2 separate regions of the Homo sapiens genome follow, and region 2 is linked to region 1. Evidence: chromatin loops called from intact Hi-C (ENCODE). Cell type or tissue: PC-3. All regions are shown on one strand. Links, peaks and the distances in the headings refer to the core of each region. The heading gives the core; the rest is flanking DNA. Region 1 overlaps LOC105373438 (a long non-coding RNA gene). Region 2 overlaps LOC105373438 (a long non-coding RNA gene).

Region 1 (9,535 bases), core at 1,675-6,674:
GGTCTTACTAGTCACTCAGGATGGAGTGCAGTGCTGCGATCATGATCACTGCTCACTGCAGTCTTCAGCTCCCCAGGCTTAGGCGATCCTCCCATCTGTCTCCTGAATAATAGGGACTACAGGTGTTAGGCACCACGCCTAGCTAATTTTTGTATTTTTTGTAGAGATGAAGTTTTGCCATGTTGCCCAGGCTGGTTTCAAACTTCTGGACTCAAGTGATTCGACTGCCTCAGCCTTCCAAATTGCTAGGATTACAGGATGAGGCACCACTTCCGGCCTTATATCCATTTATAGTAAACACAAGCCAACACTATGACCCAACATTTTACTCCTAGATTATATAGTTAAGAGTGTGTATGTCAATCAAAAGTATATGTTAGAGTGCTCATAGCAGCTTCTCATAATTCCAAAATGTGGAAACAACTTTAAAAACTAGTAACTAAAGAATGTTTAGGTGACGTGTAATAGATTTACATAATAGAGTTCTATATAAAAATAAAAATAAACAAGCTACTGATAACACACAACAACATTGCTGAATCTCACAGATACGTTGAATGAAACAACAGAAACACAAAGAGAATATTTATATAATTCACCATGTATCTCAATGACAGAAAACACTAATCTCTGATAATAAAAAATGAGAACAGGAATTACCTCTGGAATGTAGTGGGTGAGTTGGAACAGGAGGAGTCATTTTTTGTTGATGAAAACATTCTATATCTCAATGTGAGTAGTGGTTAAATGGTTACAAACATGTATAAACTTCATTGAGTTATATGTTTAAGATTTGTATACTACACATACACTATATTCAATTTTAAAAGAATACTTTTTAAAAAGGAGATAAAAAGAAAGAATTTTTTTAAAAGAAAAAAGGAAAAGGAAAAGAAAGGAGAAAAATTAAAAACTTTCAGGTATCCCTTCCTATAGAATTCTAATTATCTAAATGCTGATGCTAAAGTAGATAAACATGGTAAACCTCCTTCTGCTTTGAAAATATTCTTTTTCTGGCTTATCTTCATATGCTATTTATTCAACATAGGTATTTAATTATTCCACGACCTCAGTTATTAGTCACATGAATATATAAAAAAGCATGCCGATTGGACAATTTAGTACTAAGAAATCTTCCTGAGCAGCTAAAGTCCTGAACACAGTCTGCACCATCTCTGCATTACATCTGACAACCTGCAGAGTAATCAGATAGTTGCTTGTATAGCTCATGCATGTGCAACTCAAATAAACACTTTATAATTGTATTTTATTTCATCCTCTTGATTTATTCAACACAGCAATTCTAGCTATCTGGTAGTCATGGACCCAAAAGAGGAAAATAGAATGATTAAGGGAACATCTTTTTCTTTATCTTTATTCTGGTAAAGTCTGTGATTGTTAACTCACTATTGCCACGAGCTTCTTCTCAGATCTCTGTTGTATTGTAGGGTACAAGCCAGGGACAATATAAGCGTTTCTTTTTGCTTCCTCTTATGAGAGTCACTAAGGTGAGATTTGAAATTTGGAGAGAAGAAGACACCACAATTCTGTTGATTTATTTTCAGGCATATACATGATCAGAGGGCTCAGGCAGGGAGCTAAGTAGTTTCTAAAGCAATGCCTGAGAATCACCAATTTTGGTGCTTAATGGAACATAGACACTGGCATCTGTGACCTTTGCTCCCCTAGACTTCCCTAGAGCCAAAGTAGGAACACCTCACCTAAGTAAGGGAAGACTTCCTAGAAGAAAGGACATTTAAGTTGATAAATAGAATTGGCATTAGTTTAATAAAGTTGGAAACTGAAACATTACAGGGGTCCTCTAGAAGATAAATATATCTAATCTTTTCCCAAACAATACCAATTGATTAATTTAGAAATATCCTCAGAGATATGAGAAACATTCTGTAACAACACACAAGCCTGTATATTTGAAAAACAATTCTTTCACAAGGAAGAAATGTATTTAAGACTGGAGTCAATCTTGGATCCATTTGCACAATGCCCATATTGCACTAATATATTTAGACACGCTGACAGGTAAACTACCTCTTGGCCTTTCAACAGGACGTACTTTTAAACTCATCTGTATTGAAAGGTGCTAACAACTTATTTAGTTATTATTAGCTACTGTGGCTTGAGGATCAACTCCCTGCCTGGTACTTTGTTTGGCATTTTGTGTTTGTTATTGGATCTAATGTTCCCCTCAAAACAGTTCTATAATAAGGAACCTATTTCACCAAGAAACATAAAGGCTTGCTGAACTGCAAGGCTTTTCACTGCACTTATGTGTCTTTTACAGATTGCATTTGTCTCTATACAACTTGCCAGTGGGCATGCACCTAGTATGTGCCAAACAGGGGAATGATTCTACCTCTGAATGCAGGACTTGCATTATTTTCCCTACTATACAATGGCTCCAAAGACAAAGACATATTTCTCGATCTCCTATAACTGATGTGAATCAATTGTATTTATCTTTTGGAATCCTTGGAATTAGACTACATTTATTATTTTATAGGAAGTAATATTTGTTGAGGACATGTCACGTACTAGGTCTTTTGTTACTTGTTTTATAAATACTGTATCATTTTATTTTTAAGCCTTCTGAGTAAATATTTTACCTGTATTGCAGGAAATAATTAGAAACTCAAAGAGATAAAATTTCATGGAGTTAATAAAAGTGGGAATTTGGATTTGAACTTTGTCTGGTTTGGTATTAAACCTCTATGTTTTTTGCAACTGTCCAATAAGTGTGACCTCTAACAGAAAATTCTAAGAGATATATTAATAGTAATACATGTTTAAATAAAAGTAAATTTCTCAGTGACAGTAGATTTAATTCAATGTGTTAAAGAAACTGAAAATTCATTCTGGCAAGCTGCTGAGATAATACATCAGGTTGGGCTGTGAGATATAAATTAACATTCACTAGAAATTAAGTATAGGTGTTATAGCTGAGATAGGAAACTAGGTAAACAAACCTAGTTTGAGAGATGAATAGTTGGTGCCAAATAGGATGCTTATCTAGCTGAAATCTTTACAAGCAAGCTGCCTTAGTTTATGAGCCACTGTGTGGTTTTATGAAACAACAACAGATCTTTGGACTAGCTGGAAAAAAGTTATCCTGGTGTCTGGACATGAAGAGGAGGTTCCATTGTTGAAAGACAAAAACATCCTCATAGGTGGGAATTGAACAATGAGAACACATGGACACAGGAAGGGGAACATCACACACTGGGGCCTGTTGTGGGGTAGGTGGATGGGGGATGGATAGCATTAGGAGATATACCTAATGTTAAATGATGAGTTAATGGGTGCAGCACACCAACATGGCACATGTATACATATGTAACAAACCTGCACATTATGCACATGTACCCTGAAACTTAAAGTATAATTTTTTAAAAAAAGCAGTAAAAATAGAGGTTGTTTAAACAAAAATCTTTGTTTTCTATAAAAGAGGGAAATAATATAAAGAAAAAGGCATTTTTTTTGTACATAGACATTTTTCTAGCTGGAGACAACCGTAAAATCACCAAGATAATGTTATTGTATAGATGTACAAGTGGAGAGCAAGAGAAGATTTACATATCTAAGCCCACAGAGCTTATTAGGTGTAATAACTTAAGTTTCCTTTTCCGAGCCCAGGGGGTGAACCTAGATGATCCTCTTTCCAAGAAATAGTTATTGATTTTTTACACACAAAGGCATGGTGCTACACAATGAGAGTACATTTTCCATTCAGGCCACAGAAGAAGTGAGTCTCTCATTGGATAATATTTATAATTCTTTTCTTATTTCCACTGCTTGAGCAATATACTGATCATGACAGAGACAAATGCAATCTGTAAAAGACACATAAGTGCAGTGAAAAGCCTTGCAGTTCAGAGAGAAAGAGATTGATCAACAACTGCAGAGGCTATTGTTGGAAACTAAAGCATATTGTGGAATTCAATTAAGGGTTTTTGTTAATTAAAGATTGTTGCTGAAGCAAGTGAATAAACGAATACCAAAATATACTAAATAAGAGCACTAAAGAAAAAATGTCACATTCTCATCCACATGCTGAAGACTACGAACAGACAAAAATAAAATTTTGGGAATTTGAAAGACAAATTAACAGGGTTAGCCTGGAAGAAAATAATTCTTGCATAAATGTAATTACACATTTATTATCGAGTTAGGAAAAAAAAATATCAAAATGTGCTTGTCTTAATTTAGGGTTATCAAAAATGGACAGAAAAAAGAACTTGCATACATACAGATGTTTTTTGGGGAGATGATCTATGGAATAACAGATTTTAGAGCATGAGACAGGAAAAGAGGAAAAGCTAACTTAAGGTCTATTATTGTTATGTCATCTGTAGGCAGCATGAGACTTCTGACAATCATAGAGGATGCTTTTTAGATTGTTCACCTAAAAAGCTAATGCCTTTTCCCACTGTCTGCAGTAACTGTTAGTTAAAGGTTGCCTTGAGGATGATAAGCCCCTGCCCTTCCAGATGAAATTGCCACTGAAGAAGACCTGGCAACAGAATGCAGAAAGTTGGGCGGAGTTGACACTAGGTGAGTCATTGGCAGCAGGAAATGAGTCTGAGCTCCTCATAACAGTTCACAACAGCTGTGGCTGCATCTGAGGTGGGCTGAGGGGGCATGTCATAGGCACCAGAGGTATCTACTACAGCACTGTATTTCCTATATAATTTGTTGTAAACAATTTTTATTCAAGACACTCTTCTTTTTTATGCCTATAATTAAGAGAATGTACCCATCCAGGCTGTAGGTTCATTCCTATCTACCTATAAGTGGGTCCCATTTACACTTCATAAGAGGGTCTAATGGTCAGCCATGCCAAAGTCAGAAAAGCAGTTATCCCCTGCCATTTACTCCCTCATCTGCCTGATTATTTAATGCTTTCTGAATGCTTCCTGATTGATTCAATTTGTATTTTGCTTCATGTTGCACTTCTTCCACGTTTCCAACTATTTATTCCATGTGCTGATGGAGATGACTTATTCATGAGTCACACAATGATCATTTGATTATTTGTTTAAATTGTAATACTGAGCAAGACAATTTCAGTGATCATTTGCTTTAAAAATAAAAAGTATTCTAGCATATTATTAATGAACTTTTAGATAATGATAGTAAAAGGAAAAATGCATTTTATAATAAAGAGATAATGAGTTAGTTTTTGAATATGCTGTTAAACAGATAGCAGAAAAAATTAATATGCAAAATAAAACTATCTATAAAACTAGAGATCTAGATTTGGGAATTATTGATATTAGATGACTAGAAGATGAATTCCCATATGTAAAACTGAGAAATAAAACAGATGAAAATAGATTTCTTGCATGTGCATACAGAAGGCAGAAGAAGAGTAAGAGAGACAGGAAATAGGGTCAAGATTTTTTTTTTAATTTGCATGTATGTTTTAGGAAGAAGAGAAAAGAAAGATTTAATTAAAGTGTTGAGTATTAGTTGTAAATTTGAAATCAAGAAGTGACAAAGAACTCTATATTTAGTGATATGCCATTTTTCCTCTCATGAGTGCTTTTGGTGAACTGATGGCAAAGGTTTATTTGCTGCAGAAGGGCTAGAAAGGGAGTACAATCTGAGGACATGGTGAGAAGCCTGAAACTGAAACCCATAATTTTGAGTGTCTCCTATTATCATGAGTAGATTTTTAATTTAGCACAGTTTCATTTTCATAGAATTTTAAAGAACTTCTCTAGTGAGAAAGAAACAATGGGGACAGAGAAATTGAATCCATTACAGGAAGGCAATCATTGACACATAAATTGATGGAGGAGTTAATCACATAAAAGTAGCCATACAATGTTCCCTTTTCAAAAAGGTGTGAGACAGATACAGTGAAAATACAAACTATCCATAAATCAACTGAGGGGAAGCTGTAGATATGATTGATGATCCTAGTACTCACAGGTAGAACATAAAAAGCATAAGTTCATTTGTCAGGGGGAGGTGGTGTTTTGGTACTTGAGAAGAGTAAAATTAATAATGAAACTGTAAATGATAGTACATATTTATGAGATAACAGTAAGGTTCTGTTTATATGCCTGGTAGTAGACAAAAGGTTTAGGATTTCTGTGGATTATGAGTGTCTCAGAAAGTCAGGATTGGGTGCTAACCATTGCTTTGCCACTAGCTGAATAACCAACAAGTCACTTAACATCTCCCCATCTTAATGTACCTTTTTCTAATTTTTTTTTGATGCTGACAAAAAAGCTTTGTAGAAGCAAAAGTGATAATAATATGATGAAAATGAAAAGTGATGAATCCAATAAGATTTACAGAGGAATTAACCCTTGACAGCTGTGTGGGATGGCCTGTGAAATATAAACACCTACACACCAGGAAGGCCTGTCTCCCTTGAGACAAAAGAGTGGACAGAGAAGAGAGTCTTAATGGTCATAGTGGCAGGAAGCAGACAAATGCCTAGGCAGATATGGGCAGGTCTGCAATGAAACCCCACCACCTTCAAGCCAAAAACAGCCAGAAGGCTGAAACACCCAAGTGTTCATTCTGGATGAAAAATGTGACACAGAGTGAGAACTTCTTTTCCTGTTTTCTTGCCCTTTCCTGGTTGGTTCTTTCTGAATAATGCTTGATGAATCAAATGTTTCCTTTTCCCATATTACCTACAGCCCGCCCCTCCCCCATCCTGTGCCTATAAAAACCCCAGATTCAGCCACCCTGGGGGAGAAACCACCCAAGCATGGGAGTGGGGGACCATCCATTTCCCCTCTGCTGAAAGTTATTCTGTCAATCAATACAATTATTCTCTACCCTCCTGACTCTTTGAGTCAGAATATCCTCATTTTTCTTGGACATGAGACAAGAGCTTGGGACACACTGAATATGTGTATAGAAAAGGCTATAACATCGTGGCCCTCTGCCCTCTGCTGGAGGAGGGCAGACACACCATGTGACAGAAACACTGGCAGGGTTTTGCCTGCCTTGATGCCTTGGGCCGAGGTGCAGCAAGGGAGCATCTGGCCAGGTGTTTCTGGCTGGCAAAAGTGATGGAGAAGAATCCTGTGTCATTTTCTGGGGGATCATCTGGGATCCCTGAAGGGTGAGTAAATGTGGAACTACACTCTTCATTGTTTTCTAAGGCTTCTTGTCCTCAGACTTTTTACTAAAGACATATGAAGGACCAAATCTCTGATTAGCTAGTTAAGAGTGAATAGCACTACTACAGAGGACAGGATGCAGGAGAGGACACTGCCACCACCACCCTCTTGGCTCTCAGGGGTTGGGAATGTCAGTTTCAGTATAATCTAGTCTTTTTTATGGCATTTTCCTTCTTTATTTTAGGGCGTCATGGCACCTATCTTTTCTTTGACAATGTTGGGGTGTTGTTGCAAACTAGAGACATAACTGGATAGTTATATTTCTATAACTATCCAGTTATAGTCATCAAAATATGTAATTCAGAACAGTCATCAACAATTTAATTCAGAATAGTGCAGTTTTCATCTATTCTCAGAAGCAGGGAGGAGTCAGTGATTACAAGTTGTTTGTTTTTTTTTTTCCCTGTTGAAGGAACCAATTTGCATGAGAGCAAGAGACTTTTTCCCCAGGCATCTTCCCCTCCCTGCATTAAAAGAAGTTTTTACTTCTTTTCTCCACCATGCTAGGAGTTAACACAGCCCTGTGAATACAGAAAACTTTTCTACGTTTCTTTTTTTTTTTTTCTGGAAGACATGTTCCTAGGTCAGGTCCCAAATTCTAAGGGACTCCCTGTTCTCTCCCTTGTTTGAGGAGGATTCAGTTCCACAGTTTTCACCTTAGCTTTTGGCTTATGGTAAGAAAGCAGTGAAAGAGCAGCCCTCCTGGCTGTTGACTGCAGTCTGGCAAGGGCCACCTGGGACTTATCTTAATGAGTCCATGTACCCTCCTGAGGTTTTTTTTTTTTGTCCCAAACTCAATCCCAAGCTTCCAGTTGAAGCCCTAGAAAGGAAAACTGGATTTGAGGGATCCAGAGGCAGATGACAACAGAAGTCAAGGGGCACAGTACACGTGAGTATGACTAATTCCAGCTGATTAGTGCCCCCCCAGTCCCCCTGCCCCGTTTCGTGGATGGAGATCATGCTCGTATACATGGCATAGATGAGATCTAGGGAACTCAAACGTTACTGACAGCGGGGAGGATAGGCCAGTGCATAGGTGAGTGCAGATGAATCCTACCCTGTTGGTCTCCCTGTTATATGGGTGAAAACCACATTGGCACCCACAAGTGGTGCCCACCGAGGTTGCCAGGACTCAGAAATATAAGTGCGGAAGACAAAACGGGGACACTTTTTTGTCTCTCTCTCTCACACACTCTGTGTATTCACTGGGAAGAGAAACAAACTACAGAATATATTTTTCCCCTATTTCCAGATGGGTAACCAACCATCGTCGGTCTGTATTTCTCTTGAATGCATCCTGAATCATTGGGACTCCTGTGGAAAAAAATGCCCAATTTCTCCTGTTTCCTTCTCCATCCTCTCTTTGTGGATGAGTAATTGTGTGTCCATAACACAGGACCCTCCCCTGGGATGTATTCCCCAAACTGAGAAAAATTTAATTTCCCCAAACCTTAAACTGTTTGGTTTAAAAATGAATCAGGAAGAAATTACAGATCTAACTACACAAGTCTCTTGAGGAGGGACAACTTTTACAGTATGCAAATAAAACCTATTTGTCTATTCCCCCTTTACAGGACTCCAGGGTCAAAAGGGCTCCACAGCTCAGGGGAAGGAAACCCAGCAGCCTGACATGCTGACAAAAGAGTAAAAGCTCTTACCAGTCAGACTTCTGGCCTCTCTCTCTCTGTGCAAACTGGTTGTGGGAATGGTAAAAATCACTGTGTACATCCTCTGTAAAGTTTTGATTAATGGAAATAAGAATTTGTGAGGCTAGTCTTATGCTATAGCCAATCTGGTGCGCTTTGTGTGTCTTTCTTTATGGTTCTATCAGAAAGAGGGTTACCTTAGGATAGAATGCTGGCCTAGGACCCCATAAGCTCACTGTTCAAGCCAGCCTAGCAAACTGGTTAGTAACAACTTTTCTGCAGGTCTCTGAAGGAAAAAACAAACAAACTGGATGAGTTCTCCACCTTGTTTTACATCCTCGGGAGCTTGACCTTGTAACCATGTGGCAGTCCTTTCTTTTGATCTCTGCCATTTTACAATGACAGCCTGGGTTCAACCCAGGCTTAGGAAATGAGTACTTTCTGGTTAATATCTGTGTGACATTTGCTGATTCGCTTCCCTTCCATGAACGACTTCTAGAATCCTTTCTTAAATCTTTCTTTCTCTGAGCTACCATTGAAGATTCTAGATATTGTAAAAACTCCTTATCACCTCTTTGAAAATACCTCATACACTCGCAGTTAAGTCATAACCATAGTTAACGCTTATTGGTTTCATCTGTGAGGTTACTTTTGGTTAAGTTCAAAAGCCAGAAATATTGGCCACTTGGCGTGGCTAAAGTCGTGTAATAATGGATTTAAAATAAT
Region 2 (9,535 bases), core at 2,060-7,059, 95 kb after region 1:
CCTCCCAAAGTGCTGGGATTACAGGCGTAAGCCACAGCCCCCAGCCTATAACAGGTTATTTTAAGCTGATTGTAACAACTTTAGCCACATACATATACATACACACAAAACTCTACACTTTTATTCCAATTCATCCCACCCCACATTTCAAATTTTTGATGTCACAGTTTACATCATTTTATATTGCATATCCCTTAACAAATTATTCTTACATTCATACTAAAAATACAAGTAATTTGCACACATAATGGTATTCTAAATTAGACTCTATATGTACTTTTACTAGTGAGTTTTATACTTTTAGATGTGTTTGTCTTACTCATTAGCATTCTTTTCTTTCAGCTTGAAGAACTACCTTTAGTATTTCTTGTAGGCATATTTGGTGGTGATGTTCTTCACCTTTTGTTCGGAGAAGTCTTTGCCTCATTCCTGAATTTCTGAAGGACAGATTTGCTGGGTACAGTTTTCTTGGTTGGCTGTGTTTTTGTTTTATATTTTCACTTGGCATTTTAAATATCACACTTTCTCCACATGAAGGTTTCTGCCAAGAAGTCTGCTGCTATCTGTATAGGTAATTCTTTATACGTCATTTGCTTCTTTTTTCTTACTACTTTCAGGATTCTCTCTTCATTTGAATTTTGACAGTTTTATTATTGTTTGTTTGGGGATGGTCCTATTTAGATGGAATCTGGTGGGAACCTTTTGACTTTCATGTACTGGGATATCACTTTCTACCTTTCTCTTCTTTCAAATTCCTTTGATTCAAACAGTCCTTCTTTGGAGGCAGTCTCAAAAATCCTATATGTTTTCTTTATTCTTTTTCATTCTTTGTCTCTTTTTTCTCTTTTGAGTGTATATTTTCAAATAACCCATCTTTGAGTTCACAGATTCCTTCTTCTGCCTGATTATTTCTGCTACTGATGCTCTTCCTTGCTTTTTAAAATTTCATTCATTGTCAATTTTATCTCCAGAATTCCTGGGGTTTTTAATTATTATTTGAATTTCTGTATTAAATTTCATCTTCTGATTGATTTCTTAGTTCATTGAGTTTTTTCTTTGTATTTTCTTGAAGTTTACTTAGCTTCCTTAAAGTTATTTTGAATTATTTGTCAGGAAGTGCATACATCTTCATTTCTTTAGAATCAGTCACTGGCACCTTATTTTGTCCATTTGATGATGTAATATTTCCCTGATTATTCTTGATCTTTTTGGTAGTTCATCAATGTCTATGGATTTGAAAATGTAGATTTTCATTTTAGTCTTCACAGGCTGGCTTTCTCTGGAAAAGCCCTGCAGCAGACACAATTCTGTCATATGTCAGAAGTACAGAGCAGCTGTGGCCGGTATGGTGTTCCAGAAGCCTAGGCCTTGCTATGGTAAGTATGGAGCTGGGGCATACCATAAGTCTGGGACCTCTGAGGCCTGCCTGATAATGAGGGCTTTCTGGCTCCTGAGGCCACTCACGTCAGCCTAAAAGTGTTGTAGACCAGAAATTTAGTTCTCCCAGCAAGCATAATGCTTAGAGCTGTGTTATCCCACCAGCACCAGGGCAGGTATACAGGATCAGGCCACAGGTACCAGCCTAGAATATGGAGCTATGGGGATCTGTCCAGTGCTGAGTTTTACTGTGATGGGCCAAGTGTAATGATTTGAGGCAAAATCCTGTGATCATTTGTCTATCTTTTCTTTGAGCAGAGAGAATCTCTCTCCACACTGCACTGCCTCAGATTGTGGAGGGGTGATACAGGTAATGTAAAAATACTCTTCTTACCTTCTTCAGTGTGTCTTTTCTTACTGTTATGCAACAACCAGGTACTATGGTCTCTGACCTGGTTTCTTCAGGTCTTGTGAATGTATTCTTGTGCATGGACACTTCTTCTAATTGATGTTTCTGTGGGGGGATGATTGCAGGCGAGTCCTATTCTGCTGCCTTGCTCCCCACCTCTATATTTTAATTGGCAGTACATCACACCTTGCTTGGACACAATTGAGAATTTTATGTTTCCCAAAACCAAATTCAAATACATGTTTCCCAACAGAATTCTTAATTTAATGAAAATGGAATATTGGTTTTGCTATGATCTCCACCACCTCAAAACATGTATTTAAAATACTCTAAGCAAAAAAAAAAAAAAAAATTGGACTTTTAAGCAAGATATTCTATAACACTCACAATATTTCTGCTTGTTTCATGTTTAATAAAATTAGCTTCCAAAGATTTTGATTTCATGAATTGTATAAAATATCTGAACAATATTGGAATTAATCTGATTGTATATATTATTGATTACATGTTATAAATGAGCATTATTTATGAAGTTTTTCTTCTGCTAATAAAGCCAAAATTTTAACAGCTATTTGTTACCACTTCATATATGTGCAAAAATTGAATTAAAAATTAATTTGAAAATACACAACTCTCCTCTTGGCTATCTGCTTGCTCCTCTCTCACAGTAACTGCTATTGTGATTCGTATCTTCTGGGTTTACCACATTAGATGATAAATACTGATAGACATTTTGTGAAAATTACACACTAAGACTCCAATAAAAAAAATCAATACCAGTTATTTTAACTGAGAAAATAAACACAGACAGTTGGTTAGACAGGTTTTAGAGTACAGAAATAAAAAGAAAGGAATACTGACAGAAGGTGGCTTGTAACTTCAAAAAACTGCTATCATCCCTAATTTCTTGGGAAACAGAAGGAAGAAGTTGGGGTTATTAGAATTTAGAGTCTTACAGAAAGGATTGCACAGAATTGGAAAAAGGGTGTGGTACCCATATAATGTGGGGACCCAGAAAAAAACAACTTGTTGGAGGGTTCTCTCAGAAATGAAACTCAGGCCTCTGAAAATGGGTTGACACCTGGTGTTAGTTTCAGCCTAGAGGGTATGATGAACCTGGTTCTGAGACAGAAAAACATTAGAACAAAGAATAAAGAATTCCCCTTTTCTCTTCTCCTACCTGTTAGTCTCTCAGTAGGCCACCTATGTTCAGAAACTGACAGCAAGCCATGTGACAAAGAAGAAATATAGTTTATATAATCTCAGCCCCAGCATCCTAAAGCAAAGTATATAAATTAATTTTAGAGCTGAAAAACCAGAGCTTAGTCCACAGCACAATCAGCAATGTTTATAAATGTGGACTTTTAGTACTAAAGTTTTCATTAACTGTACATTTTTAAAAACTCATCAATGGTAGAATTTATTATTAAATTATCAAGTAATATAACAAAATGAATAATTGTGATTTACCTCTGTAGCAAAAGGATTGCCATCTTCTCTTTATCTATGGTTAGATTTCTCAGTTTCTATTTTCCACACTTATTCCATCTAAACTGTAAGTTTTTAAAATTTTCACTAAGGTATCCTGATGTAATTTGTACATCTCACAGCTTACTAGAAGTTCTGTGGCCCCATTTTCTGATACAAGAGGTAGCTTGTGGGGATAGCAGCATTAACTACTTCTCCCGTTATTCAAAGACTAGAAGGAATTGGCTGTCTGTAGCTGTTTATGTCTGAATATACTCCTGTGTGGTGTACTTTAAAGGGAGGCCAGAGGTACTGACATTGAGAAAGGCTACTCAAGAGAGAAGCTTGCTCACTGGTCAACTCTGATTTATCCATGTGCTAAATGAGAGCTCTGTTCACTTAGAATTTACTTCTGACACTAATAGGTAAGATTACGACAGAAGCTAGAAAAAAGACAAGTTTTGGTCTGTCAAACATATAGTCACTTATTTTCCTGAAGCTGTTAATAATACAACTTTATAAGAAAAAAAATCAGTACACATTCTAAATTGGATGAGGCTCCAGGAAAGGACAAACTTTGACTTATCTGGGCAAAGCAGAATGTGTGACCACCTTACTCATGGAAGCCTGTCTCTAGAAAAGTAGAAATTTCATACTTTTGGGGGTTAGGCAGAATCTAAGAATTAGCTTGGAAGGGTCTGAGCCAGGCATGTCCATCTGCTTCAATCACACTCAATAATCAAGAAGTCACCCTTTCTCACCTAGGAGTGCTGAAAAAGTGCCTGAGAGAGCACAGAAATGTCATTTTAATGGAGGACTTTCTGCTTCCGTTAAAATATCATGTTATCATCATGTTAATAGAGGAAACATAGGGAGTAGAATACAATTTTTCCTCCCCATTATCTTATATTGAGGACATTAGTAACCATGTTCTATCTATAGAGAATTGCAATGATAGAATATGTTTACATTTACACATAAATGAAATATATAACTTTTAAAAATCACATGTCAAGGTTATATATTTGGATGATGCGTTATTATTATTGATGCATATATATTGTGCATCTGATATAGTTTGTATATTTGTCTCTGCCCGAATCTCATGTTGAATCATAACTCCCAATGCTGGAGGTGGGGTCTGGGAGAAAGTGTTTGGATCATGGGGGTGGATCCTTCATGGCTTGGTACTGTCTTTGTAATAGAAAGTTCTCATAGGATCTGGTCATTTTAAAAGTGCGTGGCACCCACTCTCACCCCACTTTCTCTTGCTCCTGCTTTTGCCATGTGAAGTGCCTACTCCTGCTTTGCCTTCCACCATGATTGAAAACTCCCTGAGGCTTCACTAGAGCAAGCAGATGCCAGCACCAAGGATTCCTGTAAATCCTGCAGAACTGTGAGCCAGTTAAACTTCTTTTCTTTATAAATTACCCAGTCATGGGTAATTCTTTATAGCTACACAAGAACAGCTTAACACATCATCTGATCCTGTGTATTTATAGTAAGAAATTTGGACTCTAACTCCTGGGAGGTAACCTCTATAAGTTTGAATTTTCCTGAGTCATAAGAGTGTCTTTGTTACCCATGACGGGCCCCTTAACCACACCTCATAGTTTATGCTTAAAAAGTGACTCATTGAGTAAACCCCGGGACCACATGCAACAATCTTAGGGCTAGGAGGCTGGCTAGACCAGAAAGACTAACCAGGTGATTAAAGGTTGGGACTTTAGCCCACAAGGTATCAGCCCAACCTATGGCGAAGGGAGATGCTGAAGACTAAATTCAACCACATAAGCAATAATTAAAGTAATTGTGCTTACCTACATAATAGAGGCCCAGTAAAAGCTCTGAATACTGTAGCATGTGTGGGCTTCTCTGACTGGAAATAATCTCTGGATATTGTAACACATTGTGGCTGGGAGGCAGCAATGCCATCCACGACTCCACAGCGTGATGACAAGCAGAAACTCTGCTTTAGGCCCCTGCCATATTCTACCTTATGCCTTTCTTTCTAATGTGTGTCCTTTGCCTGAAGTAAATGTAACTGTGAGTGTTATAGCTTGCAGTGAGTTCTGTGAGTCTACTGAAATTTCTGCTGAATTATCAAAACTGAGAGTGGTTTTGGGAAAGCCTCCAGCTTGCCATTGGTGTCTTGGGAAGACCCGATCATCTGATATACTGTGCCCTTAGCCTCCAGTCTGGCTAACTTTGGGTAATGCACAATGGGTAAATTTATATTTTTGCATATTATACCCATTCATATAGTTGATAGGCCAGAGTGAACACTAGACAGGGGGCTCAGAAGATTTATATTCTGAGCCTTTTGTATAATTTCACAATTGTATGATCATTTGGCAAAATACTTCATTTACCTGACCTCATGGGCATTTTCTCCCATGTAAAATGGTTATAATGTTGGCAAAGAAGAGGTAGCTAGACTTAAGGATCTCATCAAATTTATCATTCTAAGATCACATAAAAATATATAAAAGACATGAAATTATGACATTTGATTTTGTTAGTATGACTTAGTCACACAAAAATGTATGAGGGTTTACTTCAAACATACACACATAAGAAAAGTATATTTCTTTTCATTGTATATGTTCAAGACTGTTGTTTCCTTAAAACCTATTTTTGTTAAATTAATAAGAATCAACATCTGGTTCATTGGCAACATATGCCTTCTGCAAATTAGCTTCTCTGATGTTGGCTGGGTTCCTTAGGAAACTGTCCACCTGCTATTAAAATAATGCAAAATGACAATATTTAACCCTGGAATAATAGAGGGGTGGGGAAGTCCCTGGTGAGATCTATGCTGGTTTTTGAACAACATTAAGGTATTTATGACACCAAGGAGATTTGGAAAAGAGTTTTCAAGGCTAATCAAAAGCAAGGTTGAGGCAGGTGTGGCACATGTGGGGAAATAGCAATAGTTCAGTTACAATTAAGCATCATATGCAGAATAGGGAGAAGGAGGAGCTCTAAGAAATAAAACAAAAAGGCTTCAATATTTGAAGAGCCATATATTCCATGCTAAGTTTTTGGACTTAACCCTGCAAGAAATGGGAAGCCATAGCTTATTTTAAGGTTAGTTTTACTTTCTTATTTTCAACAATATAGAGAAGCCGTCTCTCAAAATGTGTGTATCAATGTACATATGTACATGCACTAAGGATTTAGAATAATGTAAGAGGGAAATTAAAATAATAAGCATTAAGAATCAGATGTCTGGGTGCTCAAAACCTAGGCAGGCAGCCACAGGAACAGAGAACATTGACACTTAAGTTGTTGGTGACAGAAAAAAAATGCAGGCTATGACCCCCATTACACTAATTTCTTACAAGGTGCTCTGCCTCATTGTTGAACAAAAAATTCTGTTCTTTAAAATGCAGAGGAGCCTACATTATCAAGTGTTAGAAACCTTGAAGACAGAAAAAAGAGAAGATTTTTTGGCTTTTTATCAGACTCCCAAGGTTCCTCTTGAGAAATCTTAAATGCCACAGTGCTTTTAATTATTAACTCCATGAAAGATATTTTAAGATGTTTTTCCAATAATTTTTGCATGCTATAAATAATTTATTCTTGTCAGAACAGGTAGAAAACATTATATGTAATCACACATGCTTTATCCAATTTAACAGTGAAAAAAGTTGAGAATATTATTAAATGAGATAAGAATTTTGGTATCACAAGACTTCAGTGTGGTATAGTGGAAAGATAATGTGTTTGGAAGTCAGAGAGGCCTGGGTGTTAGATCCAGTGTGGCCAATTAGTAGCTGTGTCTCCCTTTGAAGCCACCAGTCTGCATATCTGTGAATATTTTCTACCAGGAAGGTTGTTGAAAAGTACATTTGTGATCACATGCTGTCAACAAGATGTTGAGCATAAAATAGATGCTCAACAAATTCTAGTTCATTTTACTCTTAATAAATGCAGCTCTACCATATTTACTTCGTTTTCTGTTTTTCCCCTCAAAATAATTCATCTCCATTTTCTTTTCTTTCTTGCTTTCATTATTATTGTGTATTAAGATGTTTTGAAATGATTACAATAGTCAAGTAATTTAACCTATCTATAACTCTCCAGTTACTTTTTTTGTAGAAAGAGCACCTAAAAGAGAATCTTTTGACAAATTTTTATGAATATTGCCTTTTAAATATTGACATTTCCTATTTTCACATTTGTTTATTTATTTTAAGTTGACAGGTCAAATTAAATGTATTTATTGTGTATAACTTGATATCTTGAAGTACACAGGCCAATCTTGTCTTACTGCACTTTGCTTTATTGTACTTTGCAGTTATTGCATTTTTTACAAAGTAAAGGTTTGTAGCAGCCCTGCATTGAGGTAGTCCATTGGCAGCATCATTTTTTCAACAGCATGTACTCATGTTGTATCTCTGCCACATTTTGGTAATTCTTACAATATTTCAAACTTTTTACCCATTATTATATCTGTTATGGTGATCTGTGATTGATCATCTTTCAGGTTACCATTGTAAATACTTTGGGGCACCAAAAGCTGCTCCCATTTAAGACAGCAAACAATCTATAAATGGTGTGTGTTCTGACCGCTCCACTCACTGGCCATTCCCCCATCTCTCTCCCTCTCCTTGTCATCCCTATTCGCTTAGATAGAAAAATATTAACTTTGGGCCAATTAATAACCCTACAATGGCCTATAAATGTTTAAGTGAGAAGAAGAATTGCATGTCTCCCACTTCTAGTCAAAAGCTAGAAATGATTAAGCTTACTGAGGAAGGCATGTTGAAAGCCAAGACAGGCCAAATGGTGGGCCTCTTGTACCAAACAGCCAAGTTGTGAATGCAAAGAAAAAGGTCTTGAAGGAAATTAAAAGAGCCACTCCCCTGAACACATGGATGACAAGAAAAGTAAAGAAACCTATTGCTTATATGGAGAATGCTTCAGTGGTACAGATAGAAGATCAAAGCACCCACAAGATTCGCTCAAGCCAAAGCCTAATTCAGGTCAAGACTCTAACTCTCTTCAATTCTGCGACGGCTGAGAGAGGTGAGGAAGCTGCAGAGAAAAATCTGAAGTTAGCAGAGGTGGGCTCATAACGCTTAAAGAAAGAGGCCAGGCGCGGTGGCTCATGCCTGTAATCCCAGCACTTAGGGAGGCCGAGGTGGGTGGATCACCTGAGGTTGGGAGTTCGAGGCCAGCCTAACCACCATGGAGAAATCCTGTCTCTACTAAAAATACAAAAAATTAGCCAGGCTTGATGGCTCATGCCTGTAATCCAAGCTACTCGGGAGGCTGAGGTAGGAGAATCGCTTGAACTCGGGAGGCGGAGGTTGTGGTGAGCCGAGATCACGCCATTGCACTCCAGCCTGGGCAACAAGAGCAAAACTCCATCTCTAAATAAATAAAAGAAAGAAAGAAAGAAAGAAGCTATATCATGAAACATAAAAGTGCAAGGTGAAACATGAAATGCTGATGTAGAAGTTGCAACAAGGTATCCAGAAGATCTAGCTAAGATAATTGATGACAGTAGCTACACTAAAGAACAGATTTTCAAAGTAGACAAAATAGCATTATAATGGCAGGAGATTCCATCTAAAATTTTCATACCTAGAAAGAAGTCAATGCCTGGCTTCAAAGCTTCAAATAACAGGCTAACTCTTATGTTAGGGGCTAATGCAACTAGTGAGAATGGCAGCCAATTCTGGTTTACCATTCTGAAATCCTAAGACCCTTAAGAATTATGCTAAATCTACTCTGCCTGTGCTCTGTAAATGAAACAACAAAGCCTGGATGACAGCACATCTGTTTACTGCATGGTTTACTGGACATTTTAAGCTCACTGTTGAGACTTACTGCTTTGAAAAAAAGCTTCCTTTCAAGGTAAAATCACTGACTGAGAATACACCTAGTCACCCAAGACCTCTGATAAAGATGTACAAGGAGATTAAGTTGTTTCTCTGTCTAATAACAAAATATCCATTCTGCAGCCCATGGATCAAGGAGTAACTTTCACTTTCAAGTCTTATTATTTGAGAAATATATTTTGTAAGGCTATAGCTGCCATAGATAGCGATTCCTCTAATGGCTCTGGGCAAAGAAAATTAAAAACCTCCTGGAAAGGATTTGCCATTGTAGATGCTATTGAGAACATTCATGATTCATGGGATAAGGCCAAAATACCAACATTAACAGATGTTTGGAAGAAGCTGATTCCAACTCTACTGAATGAATTTGAGGGGTTTAAAACTTCAGTGGGGGAAGTAACTTCAGATGTAGTAATAGCAAGAAAATTAG

What was found. Hi-C counts contacts between places; a loop is a spot of excess contacts. Peaks named below come from ENCODE experiments on the same cell type or tissue, not always from the same donor. Only the 100,000 strongest peaks of a DNase experiment are listed, where the experiment ranks them.
Region 2: it touches region 1 in a loop (9-fold over the local background); 1 of 110 quality-filtered maps calls a loop at or near these places.

Annotation. Positions count from the first base shown.
Region 1 is chr2:13,648,171-13,657,705 of GRCh38, reverse strand. All of the region lies in intron 2 of LOC105373438 (a long non-coding RNA gene), which reads right to left. Among named protein-coding and RNA genes, the nearest start is that of LINC00276, 750 kb to the left of the region's middle. In PC-3, for the core only: no CTCF peak of the experiment used is centred there; DNase peaks (open chromatin) are centred at 3,055 and 4,585; H3K4me3 peaks cover 248 bases; H3K27ac peaks cover 508 bases.
Region 2 is chr2:13,553,910-13,563,444 of GRCh38, reverse strand. All of the region lies in intron 1 of LOC105373438 (a long non-coding RNA gene), which reads right to left. Among named protein-coding and RNA genes, the nearest start is that of MIR3125, 820 kb to the right of the region's middle. In PC-3, for the core only: no CTCF peak of the experiment used is centred there; a DNase peak (open chromatin) is centred at 4,864; H3K27ac peaks cover 2,111 bases.